Linked DNA regions of Mus musculus: regions 1 and 3 are each linked to region 2. Evidence: chromatin loops called from intact Hi-C (ENCODE). Cell type or tissue: left cerebral cortex. All regions are shown on one strand.

Evidence for each region. A loop is a pair of places that touch in the nucleus more often than their neighbours do. Peaks named below come from ENCODE experiments on the same cell type or tissue, not always from the same donor. Only the 100,000 strongest peaks of a DNase experiment are listed, where the experiment ranks them.
Region 1: it touches region 2 in a loop (4-fold over the local background); 5 of 42 quality-filtered maps call a loop at or near these places.
Region 3: a loop joins it to region 2, with 10 times the contacts of the local background. A loop is called at or near these places in 33 of 42 quality-filtered maps.

What each region holds. Positions count from the first base shown.
Region 1 is chr6:50,813,130-50,818,129 of GRCm38, reverse strand. C530044C16Rik (RIKEN cDNA C530044C16 gene) reads right to left here. Exons shown (of 5, transcript NR_045984.1): 5 at 3,236-3,986. The region is part of intron 1 of Gm31455 (a long non-coding RNA gene); the gene reads left to right. Among named protein-coding and RNA genes, the nearest start is that of Gm31455, 6.6 kb to the left of the region's middle. In left cerebral cortex, no CTCF peak of the experiment used is centred here; a DNase peak (open chromatin) is centred at 2,867.
Region 2 is chr6:52,218,769-52,223,768 of GRCm38, reverse strand. It overlaps Hoxa9 (homeobox A9), which reads left to right. Exons shown (of 2, transcript NM_010456.3): 2 at 1-672. Among named protein-coding and RNA genes, the nearest start is that of Hoxa7, 2.7 kb to the right of the region's middle. In left cerebral cortex, a CTCF peak has its summit at 1,951 (motif pointing right); DNase peaks (open chromatin) are centred at 1,993, 2,759, 2,933 and 3,295; H3K4me3 peaks cover 735 bases.
Region 3 is chr6:51,589,953-51,594,952 of GRCm38, reverse strand. Snx10 (sorting nexin 10) reads right to left here. Exons shown (of 7, transcript NM_001127349.1): 7 at 4,283-5,000. Among named protein-coding and RNA genes, the nearest start is that of Snx10, 69 kb to the right of the region's middle. In left cerebral cortex, a CTCF peak has its summit at 2,024; DNase peaks (open chromatin) are centred at 290, 1,287, 2,045 and 2,502; H3K4me3 peaks cover 1,524 bases; H3K27ac peaks cover 4,271 bases.

The DNA.
Region 1 (5,000 bases), 1.4 Mb after region 2:
CAGGGACTGTCATTTCATGACTCATTCATTGCTGTCCTGCTGAGAAAGACGCTTGTCACACAAGAAGTGCATCTCATATACAGATGGTTATATTGTTAATGGCCCTCAAAAGCTGTTTTGCTCTGAAGGAGAAAGAGCCTGTGATGACTTCAGATCTCAGAGTGGAACTGGATCCCGGTAATCTGATCTTGCCATCACCAATTGTCAGCTGTGTTACTTCTGATCTAGTTGTGCCTCACCTTTCCCATCTGTAAAACTGGGTTATTAGCAGATCTACTCACTGGGCTGCTGTGAGGTTAGGTGAGTTTTGACATCAAGTACGACAGCTCCTGGTACAGGATGCATGCTCTAGAAGTACTTACTGGTATTAGCAGGGATTCAGCGACAACCAAGTAAACTAAAAACGACCATATGTAGCAGATCCCCTGATACTAGTGCCTGAGCCCTCTTTCTGTGGGAGGTGGGGTGGGAGCAGCCATCCAAGACCGTGTAGACAGGAAGTGGAGAGTCGGCGTGGGCTTCACAGCTGTGCATGATTCGACTGATAGAAAGAGAGGAGACGAATGAATGAGCACACGGGCTTGGCGGGGACAAATCCTTCCTACTGATGATTTAGGTAATGCTGGCATGGGTGTTTGGAAGATGAGATCATTGGCTTTTAACAAATGCATTTAAAATTTTTATTTATTTATTTTACAGGCTATGTGTGTGTGTGTGTGTGTGTGTGTGTGAGAGAGAGAGAGAGAGAGAGAGAGCGCCAAGTTCATGCTAAGTATGCGCTTGCCCAGTGAGACGCGTGTCCAGCCCGTTTGTGTTATTCACTTAGATCTCTGAGAGCATCACAAAGCCTGTGTGTGAGACCATTGTGCTTGCTCTGTAGGCATGAACTTGAAACTCACAGGATTGAAAGAGTCTGCTGGGTACCATGCAGCCCGTAAGTCCTGGGACCCCCATCTGAAACTCCATTTAAGTCTTCAGTTTGGCCTGTTGTTCAAGGTGGTGCATACCTGGTGATGGAGAGGGCTGCAGGTAGTCAGCAGGTGTCCCTGACAGGAAGTCTGCTCCGAGCACGTTTCTCTAGCCAGTTTTTCCCTGAGATAGACCACAGCAGATCAGAGTCAGGGACCTTTGTGGAGGCCTGGTGCCCTGACCAAGAGGAAAGGGTCAGGTAGCAGTAAGCGCATCCTGACATGGGGTTCCTCTGACACGCTTTAATTGTTGCTGATGGTCTCAAGCAGCTACAGGCCTGGCTGCTCCTTAAGGGGATTTGTATTTGCCGTGGGCGTGGTGAAGTGGGAGACTCTGGCTGTAGAGTGGGGAACGTTAATGATATTGCTTTAGCCTAGTATTCACTCTCCCTGACTATGCAAAGGAAGACAGCCAGGAAGTAATGCCAGAGTAGAGCACACACCACTGGTCGGACTTAGGAAATGATAAAGAGAAGGCATGGCCTTTCCTAATTCCTCTCATGCCAAGGGCTGTTAGAAAACAGCCAAACTACTCAGAAGACAGAAGATGCTAGTTGGACACTCTCAAGGGACACATTAGTAATTGAAAGAAGGGGGCCCAAAGGCAAGGTGTGGTGCCACATACCTCTAATCCCAGAGTTCAGGACGCTGAGATGGGAGGACAGTAACTTCACTGCCAACCTGTGCTACATAGAGAGTTCTAGGCCAGCCTGTGCTACATGCAGAGTTTTAGGCCAACATGTGCTACATAGAGAGTTCTAAGACAGCTTGTGCTACATAGACAGTTTTAGACTAGCCTGTGCTATAGAGAGTTCTAGGTCAGCTGGAGCTGCACGGGAAGAGCCCATCTTAAAATACAGAGAAAGAAAGGAAGACAGAGGGGGTGGGGAACTAAATCACTCAAGCAATGCACACATCCCCTCACTCTTGAAACAACTCTGAAGGGAATCTCCCACCATTCCTTCTGTTCTTCACCAGGGGAAAATCTCAAGCATAAAAGAGTATAAGGAAATTCCCTAAAGTCACGTTGACAGAAAAAGGCAAAGCCATGTCTAGCTCCAGGTTTGGCTAAGTGTAGACTTGGTGCTCTCAACCATTTCCGCCATTTTTGATGCTGCTGTCCTGTGGTTTACATGTCACATGCAAACATGAACTTATCGTCTATCTAAAAATAGTTTCCTCTCAGCTTGCTGGCTTTGTCGCGGTACTGACTCCTCACCATGGGGATTCTCAGCCACAGTTTACTAACCACACAGTGTCCAATTAGACGTCACAATTTCTATCCAAATAATTTTCCTGAGTTGGCAAGACCAGGCCAAGTTCTCGCCTGGGGATAGCCAGTCCCTACATAGGAAAGGGAGCCAGCGCCATCTCCACCTGGCTTGTCACAGCAGAGCACAGACCCAGAAACCATCCCTCTCACATCCCTTCACAACAGAGATCTGCTCTGCTCCATCCAGCTGCCGGCTGCTTACAGTTCGCCTTAGGCAATCTGCTGCAATTTTCCATGTCCCGATCTTATCCTCTATTAAAAAAAAAAAAAAAAGATGGGAAATATAATGAGCTGAAAGAATTCTGATAGCAGATGCAGACATCAAATTACACAGGTAGTAATCACACAGATTAGAAAACGTAATGAATACAGTATTCAAGCTGAATGCAGACAGTAAATGTTTCAGTCTGATACAAGCTACTTGTTAATAAAGTGAGATAACAATTGTCGCCTTATTAAAACTAGAGTCGCCTCTGTTTTCTTAGGGGACACATGTCACCCAGACCTCTGGACTGAAATGAACTGAAACTACACAGAGGACCGAATGGGCCTGGCCCACGTCCTCAGTTTCTGACTGCACTGCACAGCTCTGCAATTATTCATTACAGGCTGTTTTAGAAATTTGTCCTCACGTCCCTGGGCTCTTTTGTGAAAAATGCATTATTCATGGTATGTTATACACAGAATGGTACTGATTTGGGAGTCAGGAAACCTGGGTGTTAGTTCCAACTTCCGTCGTTAGATGTTGGGGCCTTGACTAAGGAAGAGTGTCGTGGGAATATTAAGTGGTCTGCTCCAGGGGTAAGGAGTGAGGGGGCATGTTGTCTACAGAGAACGTCAAACAACAATAAAATTGACTGAAGTCAGTCTGCTTTTTATTATCACCACGTGCCATCCATACAATGAAAAGATGTTCCTAACCCCTCAAATCACTTGGTCTGTGTTTGAAGGAATGCATTTTAACAAATAAATAAATTAGTAAGTACATTTGCTTCAAATTAGCACATTTATATTATTTAAAACAAACATATTTCACAAGGAGATAAATTTACAAATCGCACGGTCATGCACACAAAGGCAACGACAGACAACGTGCACAGGATACTTATGGTGGTTTGGAGCCATGAAAGATCCTTGGAGTTCTGTCTTTGGCCGTATGTCCTGACACACTCTTAAATAATAGATGTGGGATAAACAGTGCTTGCCGGGATTACAAAGACAAGACACAGAACTTGAGTTGATTCAAATCTGTTATTCTCTTCGACAACCTGGAAGTTTTAACCTACAGCGTCCAAGCCCAAACAGCGTGACTTGTGAGGTAGAAGGTCTTTGTTTGGTGAGTTAGACATTTCAGTTCCTTCAGGAAATACTGAATGAATTTTGAATGATAGTTTTAGATGGAGATCCACGTTGCTTTCAAACTAAAGGGGAAAAAAATCAATAAACAAAGGATAACAATAGGTCAAGATCCATCCCATCACTGACAACTTAGTGTGCTCTATAGAGGAGGGTGGCACTAAAGTGATCTGCCGGGACTGTCACAGAGGCTAGGTGACACCGGGCATGTGTTTCTGCCCGTGTACAGCTTGTCTCAGAGTAGAATATCACTTTTCAGGGAAGGTCCTCGGCAGCACTGGTTCTGCCAAGCTTCTCCACCAACAGTTCTAGTTTTAAGTAGGAAATACTGAACCTCCTGTGTCTTCTTGGACATGTGTGCTTGGATTCATGGCTTTAAGGACTCTCACCTAGATTTTAGAGAAAAAAAATATACATTAAACTCAATTATACCCAAGAACCACCAGATCCCTACTTTCTATTCTTAGAGAAAGAGGAGAGTTTTCATTTTGGAGTTGGGAGAGGAGCACTGGTGAGTGATGTTTAGAAAGGAAACATCTTTTGCCATCCTGGAGCCTTTCGGATGAACTTTGGGTTGAGTCTGTGGTTCTCAGATCTGTTGCATGTTGAATCCTCTGGGCAGCTTTGTTGAAAGTCCCACATCCTGGCTGCAGTCTAAAGCGATGACATCCACGTCCATGGGTGTGACCTCTGCATCATTGAGTCTAACATGCAGCTCAGTTGGAGCAGGCATGAGTTTTCTGTATCTTTGGGTCCTTCGCAGATATCAGCATGGATCTCCAGAACTCTGTGTCTCCACCACAACTCACTCCTAAGAACAACTGGGGGCAGGAAGACAAAAAGTTCCATGACCTGCTAGCCCAGCCACACTACAGTGCCAGGCAAAGGGCCTGCTGAGGAGCCCTACTTCCCAGACTACCTTGGTGACCTGAACCAGCGAGGTTGTCTGGAGCCTGTCAGAAAAGAGGATGCCATTAATAATAATAAAAAACAAATGGTCCCGTCAGCCAAAACCCCAGAGAAGTTGAGAAACGGGCTATTTGTGCATGAAGATGGTACCCAGATGCCTTGGATTGTGAGAAAAGCCAGAGTAGAGCAGGCGTGCAGCTGGTTCCCCCATTTCCAGGCTGATTTGTCGATTAACCTCCTGGAATTTTGAGCAGCGGCTCGTTGAGCCTGCTTCTCTCAATAGCCCACATAGGCCTTGCCTCTGGGACACAGTGTGCATTAAAAAGTTAACATTTATCACAGAGTTCAGCGCTCCATCAATATCTCATTGAACAGAGCAAAACAGCTCAGCTTCAGTGAGGCAAACCTTGCGGGAAGATAAATGCTAACATTTTCTTGAAAGCCTCGGCAATTATTCAAAGGCCCACCCCCGTGTCCCACCCTTCACCCCAGGT
Region 2 (5,000 bases):
TTTTGTGACTCAAACTTCTGTGCTGGGTGAAGTACCCATTGTGATTGTGGAAGCTAGAATTCAATTTGAACTCAGGTTGTTTATGGGGGGAGAGAAGCTGTGGCATAATGTATAGCTCTGTAGTCTTCTGTGTAGCTAGACTGTTAACCTACGATTGTAAACTAGCTGTAAGGATTTCCCAGTGAAATCAGATTTGGAAAGAAAAGAGAGATAGTTCTCCGGGATGCATAGATTCATGATTTATCTACTTTTGAAATGTGGGCTTCTTCATCTTTACGTTCTAGACTCCAATTTTGTCCAATGTATATAGAATCTCCATATTAAAGAAATATTCATAATCAGAAAGCTTGAATATTGTTTTTGCACCAGAGGAGAAGTGAGGAAATTCGGAGCTATACGTGTGTGCAGAGGGTTGCTACCTATGGGTTTACGCTTAATTTTAATTGGGAGAAAGTGAGTGCTTATTGTAATGGAGTTAATTTTATTGATAATAAATTATACACCATGAAACTGCTCTTGGGCTACTGTAGATTTGTATCCTTGGTGAATTTGGGGTTCCCATCGGATTGAACATACACTGTATATTTTGCAATAGTTACCTCAAGGCCTACTGACCAAATTGTTGTGTCGAGATATTTAACTTTTGCCAAATAAAATATATTGATTCTTTTACGTTGTGCGGCTCTGCTCTTTGCACCTTCTTTTTCTAGGTATATTTTCGGGGGAGGGCTGAGGTGAGGTTGATAAAGCCCTAATTCGGTCTCTCTCTCGCTGGAACCAGCCGTAGTTGGGCCAGGCCTAAGCACCCTCGACTCAGATGGTTGCCGGTAGCTAGGAAGCAGAGGCGGAAAGCTGGGAAGTCCAGCGGAGGAGCAAATAGACTCGGATCTATTTGCCAGGCGACCAGAGAAGCATCAGAAAGCTAGGCCTCGCTGGCCAGCAGCAGTGGAAAGTCCACCCTTTCATTTTGGCTGCCTCCAAAAATATTCCCCAACCCTGGACTCACAAAAAAAAAAAAAAAAAAAAAAAAAAAAAAGGACTGAAGAAGCCTTTGGAAGTAGGGTGGTCGAGTTGAGGGCTGGAAGTCAAGGAGCTGTGTAAGAAAACTCTGAGGAGGCAGGCAGGAGCCACATGTCGGCAATGAGGCTGCTCCTTCAAATAGTCAGGGGTTTTCAGAGAGTGGAAAAGCCATACCCTTGTGCCCCATTGAGTCCTGCCAACCTGGCCGGAGGCGGGTTGGGGGTAGGGGCTCAGCATCCTACACTGCTAAGCCACCTTCGGAGTCCCCACAGAAGCAGGCCTTAGCAACCGACAAGCCCCGAAGCGCCATAAAAGAAAATGAGGGCTGTTACCCTTTATGGGGTGTAAAGGGCTGCGTAGGGGGAACGACTGCCTTCGGAGGCCCAAGCGCCTTCCAGATGTAGCCAGAGGATTCTGCCTCGCCTCACACCCCCCAATTCTTTTCCTTCGCACCCCCATCTCTCTGCAATGTTGACTGTCTTCTAAGCCGGGAAAGGGGGACCAGGGTGAGGGTGGATGGGGCTTCTCCTTAACCCCCACCCCCAACGAGCCGCCAGGTTGGCACGCCCTCTGTTGTTGCAGACAGAAAGGACTTCAAAGCTTATGCAGTAAGGGTGTGCCATAAAGGAAGGTCTGCGAACTGTCTGGAATTCGGCTCTTAATGAGTTTACAACTGTCCAGCTCCAATTAGGGTATCCCACCAAAACCCTTTCATTTGTTTGCTCTGTCTGCCTCCGATAAAGAGACTGCGGAAACAGCCCTCTTTTATGGGTATTGCCCCCTCGGCAGCGTAGGTTCCTGGCTCCCCAAGGATTCCCCAGGGACAGGGCCCTCGCTCCGCCCATGGGAGTGGAACGCTGGTGGGGTCACAGGCGTTGCCGAAGTTCACGCGGGCCAGAGCAGCTGCGGCTGCAGTGCCAAGAAAATTCCAGGAGATGGCAGTGTGGCTCCACGCAAGAGGCTTTCTCGCCGCCATCTCCGGCCGCCGAGACCTAGGAAGCTCCTAAAATGTCGACTTGAAGCGAGCCTTTCTGGAATGGGATTTGTGTGAGCAGCAGTCGTATATTTTCCCTGCTGCTCATGCCAGCCTGAAAGCCTCCAAGGGACACAGCATGCGCCGGGGCTTGCCTGACCTTCGGCGCTCGCTCCTCCCCGGCCCCATTCCGAGACCGCTGTGTTGCGTGGCAGCAGCGACGCCGAAGGTGCGGGGCTGTGGCTGAGAACGCCAGTTCCATTTCAGGGTCACAGTCCTCATCCCAGCAGAGATCTAGGGACAGCGAGGCGCACGGGGAACGGGTCGTTCACGATCGAAGAACAAGGGAATGAACACCTACGGCCCCAGGACCAGATGAACCCACAGAGAGCGCATCCTGTGGCCACGGGTTCCGCCGACCCGTGAGGTCCCCAAACCTGGTTCAGGGTGGGGGGGTACCAGGCCTAGCTAGCCACCACCAGTATGGGGAGAGAGAGAGAGAGAGAGAGAGAGAGAGAGAGAGAGAGAGAGAGAGAGAGAGATCGGGGACTTGGTCGGTTTGAATACCTGACCTTAAAATTAGGCGGCTGAAAATTGGTTATAAAGTCATACTTGGTGGCTGTCTTGTGTAGATCTTCGGGGAACTTGGCCACGCTGGGGTAACTTGGGGCATAGTCTAGGAACTGTTAGGTTGTTCGAAAATAAATGATCTATACGTTTAAATAAGTACATTAACACTCTAGCTTCAAAACGCATTCATATGGTTGAAGTCGTTCTTGCTTCTCAGGCCGTGGTATTTCTTTGGCATTGAAAGGCCAAGGCTACTCTGGTGTCGCCGGTTGAGGAGGCTAGAAGAAAGAAAAAAAAATCCCCATTCATTCTCAGGCTACTTTTAATGCTAGATGTCCCCAGCTTCAGAGCAAGGCGGCTAGTGTGTGGGATCAGACTCTGGGGTAGGATGGTTTCGGAAAGAAAACACAAGAGCAAAAAGAAAACTAACCCTTCGAAGCGCCGTGAATATAGACCGTACAGTGCATTTATTTGGGTCGTAATAGTCTCGGCCAAGCCCACAAAATGTTTATGACTCGCATCTCCGTGCTGAATGCGCTGTAAAACCAGGGACTCGATCCTGGCTGACGTATCTCCTGGGTCTCCCTCTCTTTCTCTCTCTTACTCCCTTAAAAAAAAATCTTCCTGCACACACGTAGGTACTACAGGCATATATCCTCGTTATATTTCCGTATGTAATTCATGCTACTTCACAGCATCTGATTGTAGGAAGGGTTTTATAGCTTCTTGGAGAGAGCACCAAGAGATACCTATCCTAATCCTGAGAAATCTATATTTATGTTACTGCTGAGCAGTGGGCACAAATAGAATGCTCCAGTTTTCTAACAATGGAAGTCACTGGTTGGCAGCAGCCGCTTCCCTCCACGGATCACAGAGGCCCTAGGTAGGTGCAGGCCTCCAGGAGCTCAGAGGCCTGGTGAAATGACTAGGCCAGCAGCCTCCCTTGCCCTTGGCCGACTGGCGGCGGGGCAGGCTGCTCTCTGGTCTTCGCTGCTGAGAGGTTTTTCACAGCCTGTCGCTGTCTTCGTCCGGACAAGACCCGGCAAGGAACTGGGCTTATTTATTCGCTTCGGGTAGGAATTGGTGGCCGCGTCCAAGTCAGGCGCCTTTCACTAAGTCGGGGGACATAGTCTCCAAGCCCAATAGCTGAAGCCCACCATCTTCTCAGGGGAGGAGACTAGAAAGGTTCAAAGTCCCCCAAACTCAGCACCACTGGACTCTCTAGAAGGCGCCGTTTTGCTGCAAAGGTCTGCGTTTACATTCTAAACCTAGATTTAAACATTGAGGACTATCTGGCCACAGGAAACGGAGGAAACAAACTCTGGCAGTAGGTTTGAAAGCTAGTTCTGGGACAGCGTTGGGAAATATTTAGATAGCAGATTAAAAACTGGGTCTGGGCTCAATAGTGTGTGAATATTTTCACACATAACAGATACATTTCCATTAAATAAGTAGGGAGCCAACAGTCAGAAAACATATAATTAAATAGGCCTTGCTGAGAGTCTGATTTTGTTCAAAGTCTGCCAAGGGAAAAGAGACACAGAAACGAAGTGAGGGTTTTTGGTGAGTCTTGAATCCCACTCAGAGGGAAGACTTGTGCCCAGAAGTGCCAAGACCTTGAAAACAGCAGAATTTGGGACCTATTTGGCCTTGGCAAACTAGCACAGAGTCTCTTGTGGGAACCACTTAGTCCTTTCAGGCCAAATTCAGATGACCTTCCTAGGTGTGTTAGTGTCGTGTTTTTCCTGTTCAACCCAACTCCGAACTCTGGTTGTCAGGTCTCCTTCTAAAGAGAAGTTCCACTTTAGACACGTGCCTTTGGACTGCTCCAGTCTCCTGAGTCTAGACAGACCGCCTGGGCCTGCCTGGCCTTTCACTGTGCGCCCTTCTGTGTCACCCCAGGAACAATTTATTGGTCTAAAGCAGTCTAATTTCGCCTCTTTGATCTCCTAGCCTTCTTTTGGTTTGCTTCATCTTCTTTTAGCTATTTTAGAATTTTATTTCTCTCTTAGAAGACACTGTTATTTCGATTTCTACCCCCTCCCTGTTTCACCTCTTCTGTTTCCCATCCTGGTCCACCATAAAGTGGATCCCGGATATTGCCGCCTTAGGGTCCTTATGCTCCAGGGGAGATAGCCCAGCTCCCACCTGCCCTCCTCCCCACCAAAACCTGAGCCCTTTACTAGGTAGGAGCTGGGGTTCGTTCCAGCGGGATTTGAACATCCCTCTGTCTTTTGTGCTTCCAAGACCCCCCTGAGAGGATGCGGTAAACGGGGGTGGGGTAGGTGGAGGCAGCCTGGACCCACTGAAAGTGATAAGAAAGTGCTTTGTACACCAGGAACCAAACTCTATAATTTAGAGGAGAATTTCCGGGGCAATTCCATTGTGAAGTCGGGTTTATGATGTGCAATCGAGCTGAGCAGTAAAAGGTCGCCAG
Region 3 (5,000 bases), 630 kb after region 2:
CCTGCCGCAGTTGTTGTATTAACCTTATCACACAGAATGGCAATAAGGGAGGCCTAATGTGCAAGAAAGAGGAAAAACATTCCTTCTAATCTCAGGGACCTTCTTCTAACCCTAGCAATTTTCTGACTGTCAAGCAGAGTGAAAAATGAAAGTTGGGCTTTTACAGAGTTTTTGTAAAAATCACAAAGAAGCTAAATGTTTTCAAATGGGTGACTCACTAAACATCATACAGTGTGAAGAGAACCCAGATTAGATTATCCTCTGAGCGGCCAGTCCTGGCTGTGTGGGCTCCGCTAAGGAGTCCTGACAAGGAGACGGGAGGAGGTGGCTCTTGAGAAAGCCACTCCTCCTTCAGAGCTCTGAACTGCTCATGGGTGGATCGGCAGAACCCTGTCCCTGGAAAGCTTTCTTTTTCTTCTGTTCTCTCTCTTTTTAAAGATTTGCTTATTTATTTTATGTATAGGAGTACTCTGTCTTCGTGCATCCCATTACAGATGGTTGTGAGCCACCATGTGGTTGCTGGGTATTGAACTCAGGACCTCTGGAAGAGCAACCAGTGCTCTTAACTGCTGAGCCATCTCTCCAGCCCCAGAGACTCCTTTTTTATACAGTCTCTGTCCACATGGAGGAGGTTCCAAGTCTCCCTCTTTTAATTCCTTTTTAACTTTGACAACAAAAGAACCTTGACCCCCAAGACTCCTCTATCTCAGGATACTTGAGAAACCAACTAACTTTAAGATTGAAATTAGTATATTTTTTTCGGCTGCAAATGCTTGCCCTCGTCACACACAGCGGTGGGGTGACCTCGCCCCCTTCCACTTCCCATGCCAGGTAATTTTATTTTTCATTATCCCTTTAATGCAGAGCAGGGCCACTGATTACAAAAAAGCAGTTTGCCTCTAGCAATAGGTCTTCTTCAGTAATCCTCACTGTCATGGAAATTCCAGCTGCTACAAGAATAAGAGGCTCAATCCATATTTGCCAGTTCTAATATGAAATCTGTCAGAGCCCAAATTAATGAGTTCCAAATTCCTTACATCACGATAACAGGTTAAGACTGGTCAATTAATTACATAAATCCTTCCCGATTCATTGTGCGTTTGCAGCCCTGATTGTGTCTTACATTACTCCGTGACACAAGGCCTTTTGGCTCCTGTTGTTCCAAAGAAAGGCCCCATTTAAGTGGAGGCTGCCTGCCACGGCAAAAATGTTAAATGTCACACGTTAAATGTGCACTTTTCTGTAATTGCTTTTGTTAAAAAAAGAAAAAAAAAAGATTAAAGTACAGGGCTCCTAACACAGTACCGTGCTGAGGGCTGGAACTGTACTGAGCACCCGCTTGGACGGTGAGACGCCTCTGCTCTGCCTCTAGCAGGACATACAGACTCTTTGGCACCCATGCTCTGCAGGAAGAAGCCAGAAGGTTGTGTTTGTGAAAATAAACCCAGTTCCCCAAGATCAATACTAGCAAATATAGACCTTTGAATATGCCTTTTTTTAAAATGAGAGGATTAAAATCTGAGTCCAGCTTCTCGTCAGGTGTTAAGAGTACTATTAAGTGTGTAACCCATATTGGACCTAGTTAACTTGAAAAGAGAGGCACATTATACAAGAGTATATGGTACATGTGTAGTTTTAGCATCACCCAAAAGGATGCTCCTGATGGCTTTGCTATTTAGATTTATAACTGATATGTACCTACAGAAAATAGAATTGAGGACTCAGAGGACCACAAAATTATCCAGGTCAAATGTTTTCTTTTCTTTTCTTTTCTTTTTTCTTTTGTCCAAATGAGCTTAGAGTCACAGCTAGGTAGACTGTGATCTGCCGTGACATGACTCTCAACACCTAGTGCCATCTCCCCCTTCACCCCCTCTGTCTTGCTTTCTGGCCCGATGCAGATTTAGCCTGAACCATCTCACCACAGGCTTAGAGTCTGGAGAGCACAAGCCAGCAGATGATGCTCTGGGCATAGACTGCAGGGTATCAACGCGCCACGCTGCCCGACAGCGACCCCGTCCGTCCACCCGTGGCCTCGCACCGCAGGTCAGCTTCAAGTGACCTGGCTCAGCAGCTTGGGGACCTACATCTCCCCACGCGCGACCCAGAACCTGGACGCACGCGATTCTTTCCCAGGGACGAAAGTTCCGCTCCTGGGCCCAACCGGGTCAGGCAAGAGAGGAAGGTTAGCGTATTGGGCTCCGGTCTGGAAGGTTCCAGGCTCCTGGGAATAAGCGCACAGCGCAGCGTGGGGTCAGCTAAGGCTGGAGCTGATGGAGCCATGTGCACTCTCTCGGAGGGCGGCGGTCTGAAGAACAAAGGCCCACGTGCCTCCCCCACCCACGCCCGGCACGTGTGCGGTGGCTTTGTTTGGTCCTCACTGTCTGGGTGCGGGACGCTGGCGGTGCCGGAGGCAGGTGGGCCATGGTAAATCGCTCTCCACCCGCCCACTCCAAATGGCTTCCTCCCATCCCCCACTCAGTTCCGCAGAGCAGTTGCTATGGGTTACCAGGGCGGTTGCCATGGGTTACCCAACCGAGGAAGCGGGAGCATGCGTGGGATGGCAGGAGCTTGAGGGCTGCTGAGCCGAGGCCCACGGGGGTGGGGGACTGAGCTATAAAGAAGGTCCAGGTAAGAGTCGAAATCCACGCGCTATGACACTCAGAGCCTGCTGGCTTCTGCAGCATCTCTACTTCTCTTTTGCTTAAAGCAGAGTGGATTCCGCACAAATTTTTGTAGCTTAGTGTTCTTCTCTCCCTCTTTTCTAATCTATCTTTTGAAAATAAGTCTTTGGAATTTTGAAGGAAAAGGGTCATGAACTACCAGAGTTTTTGCTGCTAAAATAAATTAATGTCCAGTGCACTATTTTTAACAAGGACCTAGAAGTTTCCAGCAAGAGGGAAAGGGTTTGACTTAAGGGCTGACAGTGGTGACTGGACTGTAAAACGCGTCCAGCCAAGAACAAAGCCCTGAACCCATTGTGAATGTATCAAACTCCAAAGGAATTGTTTCTTTACATGCTAAATTATTTTTAGCTCCATTTATTAAAATGTCTGCATTTCTTGCCTTGACTTGCAAAGAAAACTGTATCTATGCCTTTAATGAATGTCAAGTTGCCACAACTAAGTTCAGACATTTTACGTTTAAAAATGTGTTCATAGCAAATTAAGAAATGGTTTTCTTCAGAAACAAAACTGTATTGAAATAAATGCTTTCTCGGTGGAAAGGACGGCGTTGTACTCATCCGGCACCAGCTAACTAATTTAAATATTTTTTAAAAAGACAATTTAGAAACAGAATAAGCCTTCTTAATTTTTGTACTTAAAAAAAAAAATTAGGCCTTTCATGAAAATGGCTCAATCCTGAAAACCTTATTGTACACATTTAACTTGATAATAAACCCTTAAAGAAGCAACAAAATAAAGAAGCTGGGCTCAAGACAACATCCAGCTGCCACTGTTGGCTAGAACATGGATAAACTAAATAAATTTGATTAAGTGCTAATGTCATGTAAGAAGTTTTATGCGTTTACTTCTCCATGTTGCTAATAACTTGTTTGTATTTGTTGTTAAATATAATTTGAAGTAGACCTGAAGAGCTCTGGCAAAATATATTTAGTATCTTAAGGAATGGCAAATGATTGAAGACAAACATTTGTGGTTTCCCCTAGTGTTTTTTTTTTAACTGAAATTTTTAACTAGAATGAAAATCACTTTGTAGCAAAGGAGACTTTAAGTCTTAAGTAACAGGTTGTTGACTTTCACTGCCAACACCTTCAGCTACGTATAAAGTCAACTCTAAAACAAAATACAAAGGATTATGACCTTTCAGGTGCTGTACCTGCAGAAAAATCCAGAAAAATCGAGTTTTGCTGACTGTAAACCATAAGACATACAGAACTACGATTCTTAAAGCTTAATTCACATTTAAAATAACACTAAATGTATCCTCTGCTTAGTTACATGTTAAATGCTTAGCTACTTGTTTTCCTACAGACATGAGAGCATAAAACAAAGCCCTATTGGAAATGGAACTATCTAGACCCCAAAAAGTCAGTTTGAAGACGCTTGCTGGGGCTCAGCTGTTTTGACAGCCAAAGCAGAGCAAATACAACGCAGGGAGCCTCAAACCAAGTCTGACCAGAGCTCTTCAATGAGAAATTACCAGTAATTACAAAAAAAAAAAAAAAAAAAAAAAAAAAAAAAAATCACAGACCTTAGGTCTGAGTTAGAGGAAATATATTCTCCTATGTAAAGTAAGAAATCGAACAAAGTTTTGTTTTGCTTTGCTTTCATGTTTAATGTGAAAACAGTGACTGTGGAGTTTATGGAGCAAACATCACTTCATATTAACTTCAAAGGTTATATTATGTCACCAAGAAGTAGCATGATAACTGATGTCACAATTTATGCTTTCCAAAAAAACGCCGTTAAAACATAAATGATGTGAATTCATCTACACTGCTGAGGAACTTGCTCTGAAACTCTACACACAGCTGCATAATCACTTCCTTTTGGCATTAAAATAAAGACAATTAGAGGACACGGTTAACAGGATCTAAGACATAAATCAAAATATTTACACAAGTTTGATAATGTTTCAGACAGAACTTTAAAAAATCATTCTTATTCCAAATTGAATGTTTGGTTTTTTTAACCAATTCTCTGTAAGAAGGCTCTCAAAGGACAAGTCAATAACTTTTTATTAATACAATAACTCTTAAGTACCCAAGTAAATGGCTGCTTTTTGCTGCCGCTTTTGCACCCACGAGAGTGGGAGCCATTCATTGGAAGCAACAAGTTATCCCTCTTAGGTGAAAATTCCTTCTGCTGGTTCCCAGAGATACCTAGGAAGACTCTGGGGAACCCTTGGCTAATTATCCCAGGAAAACTGCTGCCTCGGCTGAAACTGGAAGCTCATGGTGGACCCCAAGATATCTTATCTTTGGGACACTTAAAAAAAAAAAGCTATTTTATTCCAATTAAGCCAGTCTTTTGAGA